2 separate regions of the Homo sapiens genome follow, and region 1 is linked to region 2. Evidence: read pairs that join two places in POLR2A ChIA-PET (ENCODE). Cell type or tissue: A673. All regions are shown on one strand.

What was found. Peaks named below come from ENCODE experiments on the same cell type or tissue, not always from the same donor. Only the 100,000 strongest peaks of a DNase experiment are listed, where the experiment ranks them.
Region 1: POLR2A ChIA-PET joins it to region 2 with 5 read pairs; 2 of 35 experiments call an interaction of 5 or more read pairs at or near these places.

What each region holds. Positions count from the first base shown.
Region 1 is chr1:34,923,525-34,926,024 of GRCh38, forward strand. All of the region lies in intron 1 of DLGAP3 (DLG associated protein 3), which reads right to left. Among named protein-coding and RNA genes, the nearest start is that of DLGAP3, 4.9 kb to the right of the region's middle. In A673, no CTCF peak of the experiment used is centred here; a DNase peak (open chromatin) is centred at 1,477; H3K27me3 peaks cover 2,157 bases.
Region 2 is chr1:35,019,722-35,022,221 of GRCh38, forward strand. It overlaps ZMYM6 (zinc finger MYM-type containing 6), which reads right to left. Exons shown (of 16, transcript NM_007167.4): 3 at 662-746. Among named protein-coding and RNA genes, the nearest start is that of ZMYM6, 11 kb to the right of the region's middle. In A673, no CTCF peak of the experiment used is centred here; no DNase peak of the experiment used is centred here.

The DNA of each region.
Region 1 (2,500 bases), 96 kb before region 2:
AGGGGCCAGGGAAAAGGGGGTGGACATCTAGCATTTCATGTGGGGGTGGAGGGGTGACTGCTTCAGGCAGTAGCAGCAGATCCAAAGTAAAGTCTTATCAAAGCTGTTATGTAACCAAGGGAGCTGAGTGGAGCACAAACACCTCCCCTCCCCAAACAGGCACCCACACCCACACCCACCACCTCCCAGCACCCACAGCAGAGGAAAACTCAGCTCCTCCCAAGCAGCTAGAGAAGGCAGGAATCATCTTGATGAGTTACATCAAAAACATGATGGGTGAGGGGCTCCTTATGAACTACAAGTCACATGTGGGAAGGGATCAACTGGTTCAGTTTGAGATCCCTAGATACCTCTCCCTTTTCTTGAACTCCCTGCCACACCCAATTTTTGCCCAGTATTATCTGGAAACTGTCTCCTTCCTCCCCTCACAGGGAGGATCCCATTTGAATATTTGATTGTGCTCTTGGGGATGGGAAGTGAAGCCACCATCATCCCTTCCTGCCTGTTGTTCCCCTACAGACTCATCTGCATGTCCTGACATTTGGCTCTCATCCCCCTGGGATGACAAGGGAAGGGACCTTAAGAAACTCCTTGCTCTATTCCCTTCATGGTTACAAAGACAGTGCATAAGAATACAGATACTTGAAATGACCCTGACTCTAAGCCATAAGGAGAAAGATATCCAAGAGAACTAAAGACTGAAACCCAGACCTCATCCCTCCATTTGAATATTTTTTACTCCCCCAGATCTTCCTCTTTTCCCACTGCCCTGTCTCCAGTAGCCTCCCCCTTCTCTTCTCCATGGCACTGAACAACCCCACCCACTCCTTGAATCCTTTGCTTAAAAATCTTCCTCCCCAACAAAAGTCTCTCCCAAATGCTGCTCTGAGCTAGGTTTGGCAGTGGGCAGAACACAGGACAGGCTTGCAGAATATTTCAGTGTCCCTGTCCCAAATCCCAAAGTATGATGGGCAAGGGAATATCAAGTTGTCAGTCAAGTTATCCTGAACTCCTGAGCTGTAACCACCCCACACCTAACCAGGAAGACCGGCGTTCTCTTAATCCAGAACCACCTTGAGCCTGAAATTCTGGGACCCAGTAGGTGAAAGGCTGGTATCAATATCTCTGAGCTTGTTGCGCTAAAAAAAAGTTCCCAGGAGATGAGATCTCACAGGCACAATATCATTCTCCAACTCTACCCCGATAATAACAGTACAATGGTTTTGGAAGGGAGAGAGGGAACTGAAACAGCAAAAGGGGAGAGGGGCCCCTTGGGGGAAGGGTTCCTAAATACCACTAACAACTGTGAAACCTAAACCATAGGGAGAACTCCAAATCCATATTTCCATCCATGCCCTTGGAAAGTGGGTCATCTGGGAGAATTTTTCTAGTGAGCCCTCCCCACTGCCCTCCGCCTTTCCACCATCGGGACCGAACGAAGCCTCATTCAGCACTCGGGACAGCTCCGAAGGAGCAAATCCCCGCCGAATCCCACTCAGCACCCGGGACAGTTCCCAGCGACATTGCCGGCCCCGGTAGCCAGAAACCCAGGATGCCAGGAAGGAACAGGTTTACCCCACCACACACCCCCTTTAGAACAGAAGCCCCTCTCCCCTGCCCCTCCCACTGTCGCTCCCATCCACCGGGGGCACCTGACAACCCCCCCCCCACCTTCCCTCTATGTCCCAAGAGAGAAAAGAAACCCAGACATGGGGCTTCCCTGAGGGAACCTTGAGAGAGGACCCCACCCACCTTCCTTCAGCCCAGAGCCTCTCAATGCCACTCACAGCTGGTTCTAAAAACCACTTTCCTTCTTAACCACCACCCCAAAAATAAAAGAAATACTCACGTGGGGGCTCCCAGCCCTGCAGACAGATGTGGTGGGGGGAGGCAGAGAGAGGTAGCTCCCCACACCCTGTTCTGAGCCCCCTTTCTGAAGGAGCCAGCTCCCATCTGGACTGGGGGGAGGAGAGACATGTGGAAGCACTGAGTGAGGGGAGGGGAGAGGGGAGAGGGGAAGAAGCAGGAGCGAGGGACTGCGGGGCGGGGGTGTCGAGATGGGGGCGAGGGAATCCTTTTTAATTTCATTCTCTCCCCATGTCTACATCAGCCCTGCAGGCTCAGCTCTTTAATATTTACACACAGGAAGAGGAGAGGATGAGAAAGAACAGACAGTGAGGGGGGCAGGGGCTACCTGAGCTCAAAGGGCATAGAAGCAGGGGCCTTTGGGAGCTGGGAGCTTGGGCCCCCGACACCATCCCCAGCCCACTTCCACTCTGAGCTCTTAACTGGAAGGAAGAAGAAGGAACCCTGGGACCATTCTGTCCCTTTGTTAACAAGACACTTTGAAGCTGCATCAGAAAAAGATCAGATCCCCACCCACATACCTGGACACCCCCACAAACCCAGATTTCTTGGGTGCCTTATGTGCAGATGGTAGAGACAGTATTCAGGCACAAGCATGTTCTGATGCTTGGAAGCATGTTTGCCTGTGGGCTGC
Region 2 (2,500 bases):
GAGTGCAGTGGTGCAATCAAGGCTCACTGAAGCCTCAAACTCCCAGGATTAACCAGTCCTCCCGCCTCAGCCTCTTGAGTAGCTAGGACTACAGGCACATGCCACCACACCCAGCTAATTTTTTTTTAATTTTTAGCAAAGATAAGGTATGTTGCCCAGACTGGTCTCAAACACCTGAGCTCAAGCGATCCTCCTGCCTCAGCCTCCCAAGTTGCTGAGATTACAGGTGTTAGCCACTAAACCCAGCCCAGTCTCTCTTTTTCAGGACAAATTCCCAATCTTGAAATCCAGTTAATGAGGCAATAAGAGCTCTAAAACAGAGGTTTCAATTTTTTTTTAACCATTACTCAACGCAAGAAATACATTTAATATTATAACCCAGTTCTCACATACATATGTTTGTAAACGTGGGGATGTATGTACAATTTAATCACTGAAACAGAAGTTTTATGAAACAATATGTTTCCTTACTACACATATCATATTCTGATATAATCTTACTCTATTTTTTAAAACGCTGCTGAAAACCAGCTACTCACAGTTTGAAAAAACACAGCTCTAAAGAAAGAGAAAGACATACATGAAAAGATGCTTTCCCTCAATTTTAAAAGTCAGAATAAGCAAATTAATTGTAACTAACTTATACAGTTCCATTTCTTACCAATAGGTCTCTCATTAACTGAAGACACACCACCAATTTTCAATTTACTTTCTTGAGTTTTTGGCTGTTGGACACATCCATACTCCTTTAAAAAAAAAAAGAAAAGAGAAAAGAGCAATGAATACAATGTATGTAAGTAAACTAGAAATTCAAGCAAAAAAAAATTATTCTATCCTATTCATCTCCTTTTTTTTTTTTTTTTTTTTTTGAGATGGAGTCTCACTTGGGTGCCCAGGCTGAAGTGCAGTGGCGCGATCTCAGCTCGTTGCAACCTCTGCCTCCCAGGTTCAAGCGATTCTTCTGCCTCAGCCACCCGAGTAGCTGGGACTACAGGTATGTGCTACCACACCCAACTATTTTTTGTATTTTTAGTAGAGACAGGGTTTCACCACATTGGCCAGGCTGGTCTCGAACTCCTGACCTTGTGATCTACCCACCTCAGCCTCCCAAAGTGCTGGGATTACAGGCGTGAGCCACCACACCCGGCCCTATTCATCTCTTAAACAGTCTAATCATAAATACCTTCACAAGCACCTCAAAAGTCAAAATTTACAAGTTATTACACTAATCTTTACAAAGACAATCTTTCAGAATTAGAGAATCTTTTAAAATACTTTTATCTACTTTTCAAATGAAATTTTGATATATGGGAGTAATACATAGCTATTCCAAATGCTGAGCACTACCTATTTTTTAGGTAGTGTGTTTAAAAGGGGGTAATAAATGAAAAAAAAAATTTTTTTTTTTTTTTGACATGGAGTCTCATTCTGTCACCCAGGCTGGAGTTTCATTCTGTCACCCAGGCTGGAGTGCAATGGCGTGATCTTGGCTTACTGCAACCTCCAACACCCAGGTTCAAGCGATTCTCCTGCCTCAGCCTCCCAAGTAGCTGGGAATACAGGCTTGCGCTACCACACCCGGCGAATTTTTGTGTTTTTTTCCAGTAGAGAAGGGGTTTTGCTATGTTAGCCAGGCTGGTCTGGAACTCCTGACCTCAGGTGATCCGCCCACTTTGGCCTCCCAAAGTGCTGGGATTACAGGTGTGAGCCACTGCACCCGGCAAAAAGGAGCAATAAATGAAATTAAATCTGGCTGGGCGTGGTGGCTCACACCTATAGTCCCAGCTACCCAGGAGGCTGAGGCAGGAGAATCACTTGAACCCGGGAGGAGGAGGCTGCAGTAAGCCAAGATTGTGCCACTGCACTCCAGCCTGGGCAACAGAGCGAGCCTCTGCCTCAAAAAAAAAAAGAAAAAGAAAAAAAGAAAAGTTAAATCTGAATGATTTAGAGTTTGGATTTCAATCATTTTAGATTTACAAGCTGCCTTTTCTGTTAATGGCAGAAAAGATACAAGAGTGTCAATGCAATCTGCTCATTATACATAAAATCATCACAGACAAAATCCTATTTATTCTTACCACATTCTTTAAAACGTTTTAAAACAAAATGTAATCATGAAACATTTTTAAAATGTAAATGCCTATCTTTATTCTGAAATTGCAACCATCCTTTTTTTTAATGTTAAAATACCCTTACATATTTCAAAACAGGAAGTTTTTTAAAAAGTCTTACTTTTCTGAATCAATGATGGTAATAAATGGCAGTTGTATTTTTAATCTCTCCACACATAGCAAAATAAATGAGTAGCTATGTTAGTTCCAAAGTTACTTTAGAAATTTCTTTAGACTATTAAATGCCAAAAACTAGGAACCATTGCATTAATTCACCACTTCCCATGATATGTATTATGAGCACCCAAAGAGGTGCTCTCTATAAGATATGCCTTCTTTATAGATGAGGAAAGTGAAGCTAAGAGATGTTCAGCAACTTGCCCAAGGTC